Regions from separate parts of the Homo sapiens genome. Here region 1 is linked to region 2. A link is an interaction called in ENCODE POLR2A ChIA-PET data of the cell type or tissue named here. Cell type or tissue: Caco-2. All regions are shown on one strand. Each heading gives the region's core, and the rest is flanking DNA. Links, peaks and the distances in the headings are about the cores only.

Region 1 (2,919 bases), core at 121-2,620, 240 kb after region 2:
TACCCATTTTTTTTCCAATGGTAACAGCATATAATAGCACAATGTTATAATCAGGATATAGACATTGATACTGTCAAGATACAGAACATTTTCGTTACCATAAAGTTCCCTCATCTTGCCATTTTATAGCCACAACCCGTGACTTCCTGCTCCCACCCCCTCCATAACTCCTGACAACCACTAATCAACTCTTCATTTCTAGAATTTTGTCATTTCAAAAACGTTATGGAAATGAAATCATACATAGGCAACCTTTTGAGATTGGCTTTTTTTTTTGTTTTTTGTTTTTTGTTTTTTTTTGAGACGGAGTCTCGCTCTGTTGCCCAGGCTGGAGTGCAGTGGCGCGATCTCGGCTCACTGCAAGCTCCGCCTCCCGGGTTCACGCCATTCTCCTGCCTCAGCCACCCGAGTAGCTGGGACTACAGGCACCCGCCACCACGCCCAGCTAATTTTTTTGTATTTTTAGTAGAGACGGGGTTTCACTGTGTTAGCCAGGATGGTCTCGATCTCCTGACCTCGTGATCTGCCTGCCTCGGCCTCCCAAAGTGCTGGGATTACAGGTGTGAGCCACCGCGCCCGGCCAAGATTGGCTTTTTTCCCCACTCAGCCTAATCCTCTGGAGATTCATCTAGGTTGTTGTGTTTATCAAAAGTTTGTTCCTTTTTACTGTTGAATAACATCGCATAGAATGTACCATATTTTGTCTAAGCAGTCACCTATTGAAGGACATCTAGATTGCTTCTAGTTTTGAGCTCTTATGAATATAGCTGCTATAAACATTTGTGCACAAACTTTTGTGTGACTACAAGTCTTCATTTCTCTGAGATAAATACCCAGGAGCTCAATTGCTGGGTCATATGGCAGTTGCATGTTTACTTTTCTAAGAAACTTCCAAACACCACCATTTCACATTCTCACCAGCATCATATGAGTGATCTAGTTTCTCTGCATCCTTGTCAGAATTTGGTGGTGTCACTATTTTTCATCTTAGCCATCCTGATAGATATGTAGTAATACTGCATAGTGGTTTCAACTTGAATTTCACGAATGGCTTATGCTGTTGAACATATTTTCACGTGCTTATTTGTCGTCTGTATATTTTCTGTGTTAAAATGTCTCTTCACATGTTTTGTCCATTTCCTAATTGGATTGTTTGCTTTCTTATTGTTTAATTTTTGAGAGTTCTTTATATATTCCAGATACTAGTCCTATGTCAGATATATGGTTTGCAAATATTTTCTTCCCACTCTGTAGCTTGTCTTTTCATTCTCTTAACAAGATTTTTTACAGAACAAAAATTTAAAATCTTGATGAAGTCCAGTTTATACATCTTTCCTTTTATGAACTGTGCTTTTGGTGTCAAGTCTAAGAACCCTATCACAGGGCATTCTCCATATGTGAAAAAAACACAACACTTTACGTCATTCTAGATCTTGACTATTTTATCCTATGTTTTTTTCCTAAGTGTTTTATGGCTTTACATTTAAGTTCATGATCCATTTTGAGTTAATTTTTGCTTGAGGTGTGAGGCTTAGGTTGAGGTTCATTATTTCTGGTAATAGATGTGCAATCACTCCAGCATCTTATGTTGAAAGCCTGTTTCTCCTTTGTTGAGTTGCTTTTGCACCTTGTCAAAAATCAGTTGGGCATATTTATGTGGATCTGCTTCTGGATTCTTTATTCTGTTCCATTGACCTATGTGTCTATCTCTCCACCAATATCACATAGTCTCGATTACTGACCTATATAATATGTCTTGAAATCAGATAGACTGAGTCACCTCCCACTTTTTTTCTTCTTTTTCAAAATTGTTTTGAAGTCCAGTTCCTTTGCCTTTTCATTTAAATTTTAGGATAAGCTTGTTTATATCTATTTTTAAAACTTTCTGGGATTTTGATAGGAATTATATTAAGACTTCATATCAATTTGGGAGAATTTACACCTTTATTATGTTGAATCTTCTAGTCATAAACACAGTATGTCTCTCCCTTTATTTAGATATTTTTATTTCTTTCATCGGCATAGCATAGTCTTCAGCATAAAATCCCTGGATATGTTTTATTAGACTGACACCTAAGTATTCCATTCTTTTTGAGTGATTGCAAATGATATTATATTTTAAATTTTGATGTCTGCATGTCCATTGCTAGTATATAGAAATACAATTGATTTTTGTATGTTTATCTTATATCCTGCAAGTTTACTGAACTCAGTACTAAGAGTTTGTTTTTCTTGTATACTCCTTGGAATTTTCTATATATAGATAATAATGTCTTCCTTTTTATTCTCCCTCACCCCATCCTTTTGTCTTACTGCACTGGCTAAAACTTTCAGTACTATGTTGAATAAGAATGTAAGTGTGAATACGCTTGTCTTATTCTTGATTTTAAGGGAAAAATATTCAGACTTTCACCATCAGGTATAATGTTGCTGTAGGTTTTTTATAGGTGCTTTTTACTAAGTGGATGCATTTCTTTTCTATTGATAATTTTCTGAGAGTTTTTTTTAAATCATGAATGAGTGTTGAATTTTGTCAAATACTTTTTCCACATCAATTGATATGATCATGTGATTTTTCTTCTGTAGCTTGTTAATATGGTTGATTACATTTATTGATTTTCCAATATTGGACTAGCTCTGCCTCCCTATAATAAGCCCCACTTGGTCGAGATGTATAATTCTTTTTACATACTGCTGAATTTTATTTACTAATTTTTTTTTTCAGGATTTTCATGTCTGTTTTCAAGATAGTATTGATCTGTGGTTTTCTGACTTTTTTGTTTTGTTTTTTTTTTTTTTTTTGGTAGTTTTCTGCCTTCATCTGGTCTTGGTAGAAATAAAACCAATTATGAAGATACCATGGGTTGAGTGTTTGTGTTCTTTCTAAAGTTCATGTTGAAACTTAATCCCCATTATGGT
Region 2 (2,919 bases), core at 232-2,731:
GTGCTGGGATTACAGGTGTGAGCCACTGCACCTGGCCTCTAGGTTCTCTTTAGTCCTTTGCTCTGGTATAGCTTACATTCCAACCACAACAAACTGCTAGCCATGGTGAAGTTTATTGTTTTCTATTCCAGCTGTTCTTGTCCTTCTCCCTTTGTCTGACCTTCCTTCTGGCATATACCTCCACTATGAGCTCAGATGCTACCTCCAACTGAAATCGACTTTGACTTCTTCAGGCGCAATCAGACACCTGTGAGCCTATAGCATGTTGAGCTCTTTTCTAGAACAGGGGAGAGTATCATGTAGCAGAAGAGCATTGGGTTTCCAGTCACACTCTGGCTTTTAAGCCCAGATCTACCATTTTCTTCCTTGGATGAAGCATAAGAGAAGCACCAGTGTAGATTGTGAAGGGCATGGATTCTGCGGCCAGACAGCCTGGCTGTGGGACCTTGGACAAGTTACCTAAACGCTTGGTCCCTCAGCACCCACGGATGTAAAACGAAGGTGATGATATTAATGCCCTCCTCAAAGGATAGTTGTGAAAGTAAAATGAGTTAATAAAAAAAATAAAATGAGTTACATGAGAAAACACTGAGGGCTGGGCGTGGTGACTCATGCCTGTAATCCCAGCACTTTGGGAGGCTGAGGCGGGTGGATCACTTGAGGTTGGGTGATCGAGACCAGCCTGGCCAACATGGTGAAACCCGGTCTCTACTAAAAATACAAAAATTAGCTGGGCACGTTGGTGCACGCCTATAATCCTAGCTACTCGGGAGGCTGAGGCATGAGAATTGCTTGAACCTAGAAGGCGAGGGCTGCAGTGAACCGAAATCACAGCACTGCACTCCAGCCTGGGCGACAGAGGGGGACTTTGGTCTCAAAACAACAACAACAACAACAACAATTTAAAAATAAATAAATTAATTAAAACATTGAGAACAGGGCCCGACACTTGCTTGTCTGCTCTTGTTATTAATCTCACAGTTTCTTCTTTTGTGAAAAGGGAATAACACTCACTGGTGAGAGCGGAATGAAGATGACTGGAGGTAAGCAGGAGTGCTTGGTATAGAGAAGAACTCTTTTTCTTGCCCTTTACCTCTTGTCCTTGGAATTCCAATTCTTCATTTATAGGTATTTCCACCACTAAAATCTCCCAGCTCCCCCAGGGAAGAGAAAAGCTCACATCTTTGTGTCCTCAGCCTCTGGCACACAGTAGGTGCTCAAGAAATGCTTGGTGAAAGAATTGATAAAAATGTAGTAGTAGAAAAACTCAAAATGACCTTAAAGTCCTCTTAGCAATATCCTGAAAGGCCACCAAATAGGAATGTTAATCCCTAAAATCCTGTATCTTTATAAATTGGTGTGAAATTCACTGTTTATTAGGTTTTTTTTTTTCTTTTAATTTTGTGTTTGTATTTCTTGGTGTTTCCCCCCTCCTCCTGAGGTCTTCTTTCTTCTCTGTACTCTGCATTAATCTTGGACAGGGTTTCTCAGCCTTGGCACTAACAGCTTTTTTTTTTTTTTTTTTTTTTTTTTTTTTTTGAGACAAGGTCTCATTCCTGTCGCCCAGGCTAGAGTGCAATGGCACAATCACAGCTCACTGCAGCTGACCTCCTGGGGTCAAGGAATCCACCCGCCTCAGGCTCCCAAAGTGCTGGGATTACAGCTGTGAGCCACTGCGCCTGGCCTTTTTTTTTTTTTTTTTTTTTTTCTTTTTTGTAGAGACGAGGTCTTGCCCAGCTTGGTTTTAACTCCTGAGCTCAAGTGATCCTGCTGGCTCAGCCTCCCAAAGTGCTGGGATTACAGAGGTGAGCCACTGAGCTAGGCCTTTGTGTTTTTTTTAGAGACAGAGTCTTGCTCTGTCACCCAGGCTGGAGTGCAGTGGTGCGATCATAGCTCACTGCAGCCTTGACCTCCTGGGCTCAAGTGATCCTCCTGCCTCAGCTTCCTGAATAGCTGGGACAACCTGCATGCACCACCACACCCAGCTAATTTTTTATTTTTTTGTAGAGATGAGATCTCACTGTTTGTTGGCCTGGTCTCAAACCCCTGGGCTCGAGAGATCCTCCCATGTCCACCTCCCAAAGCACTAGGATTACAGGCATGAGCCATCGCACTTGGCCAACTCGCTTGTGGGGACCGTCTAGTATGTTGTAGGATGCTTAGCAACATCCCTGCCCTCTACCCACAAGATGCCAGTAGCATCTCCCACCCCGTAGTTCTGACAACCTAAAATGTCTCTGGACTTGGCCAAAAGTCAGATGGCTGGAGGGTGCAACCCTTCAGAAACACATGTCTAGGGAATCTGCTTAAGTGCTTTCACATAAAGTAAATCTTGGTAGAATTGATTTTTTTCTCTTTATCTCCAAGGCAAAAATTGGGTTCATATACTTCACCTCCCAATGGAACAGATTCTGACAGGGAAGGAAAAAAAAATATGTTTTCTCCCCTGACTGCAGTGTTCTGTATCTTCACTCTCAGAAATGCGAGGACAGGCAGGGTGGGATCAGGACCGTGTTTTATTTATCTGGACAAATGCTCCCAAAATAGCAATGGCAAGTTTTTTTCTTTTTCTTTTAGAAAACTGTAAGAATTCAGTGTTTTACAATTCAGATGAAGGCTAAAAACATATCAAGCTGTGTGATTTTCTGGGAGTGAGGAGAGGGGTGGTTCCATCATGGCATAACTGCATTAAAACTGTTCAACATCAGAAAGACTTTTTACGGCATCAAAGAAAAACGTATATGTTGAAAAAGAATATGCATGCTAAAACACATTGTTACTATAAATCCTTGAATCTGAGACACAATGAACAGTGTTGCCTTACTAATAGTACAACTTTAAAACTATTTAAGCTGGGAAATTTGTTATCGGGTGACTCATACAACTGGGGAAATCCAGTTCCTTGGTGCCAAAGATTAA

The links. Peaks named below come from ENCODE experiments on the same cell type or tissue, not always from the same donor. Only the 100,000 strongest peaks of a DNase experiment are listed, where the experiment ranks them.
Region 1: POLR2A ChIA-PET joins it to region 2 with 7 read pairs; 3 of 35 experiments call an interaction of 5 or more read pairs at or near these places.

Annotation. Positions count from the first base shown.
Region 1 is chr12:12,043,381-12,046,299 of GRCh38, reverse strand. No RefSeq gene overlaps it. Among named protein-coding and RNA genes, the nearest start is that of BCL2L14, 26 kb to the left of the region's middle. In Caco-2, for the core only: no CTCF peak of the experiment used is centred there; no DNase peak of the experiment used is centred there.
Region 2 is chr12:12,282,921-12,285,839 of GRCh38, reverse strand. No RefSeq gene overlaps it. Among named protein-coding and RNA genes, the nearest start is that of LRP6, 17 kb to the right of the region's middle. RefSeq lists an enhancer at 1,528-2,069. In Caco-2, for the core only: no CTCF peak of the experiment used is centred there; a DNase peak (open chromatin) is centred at 1,619.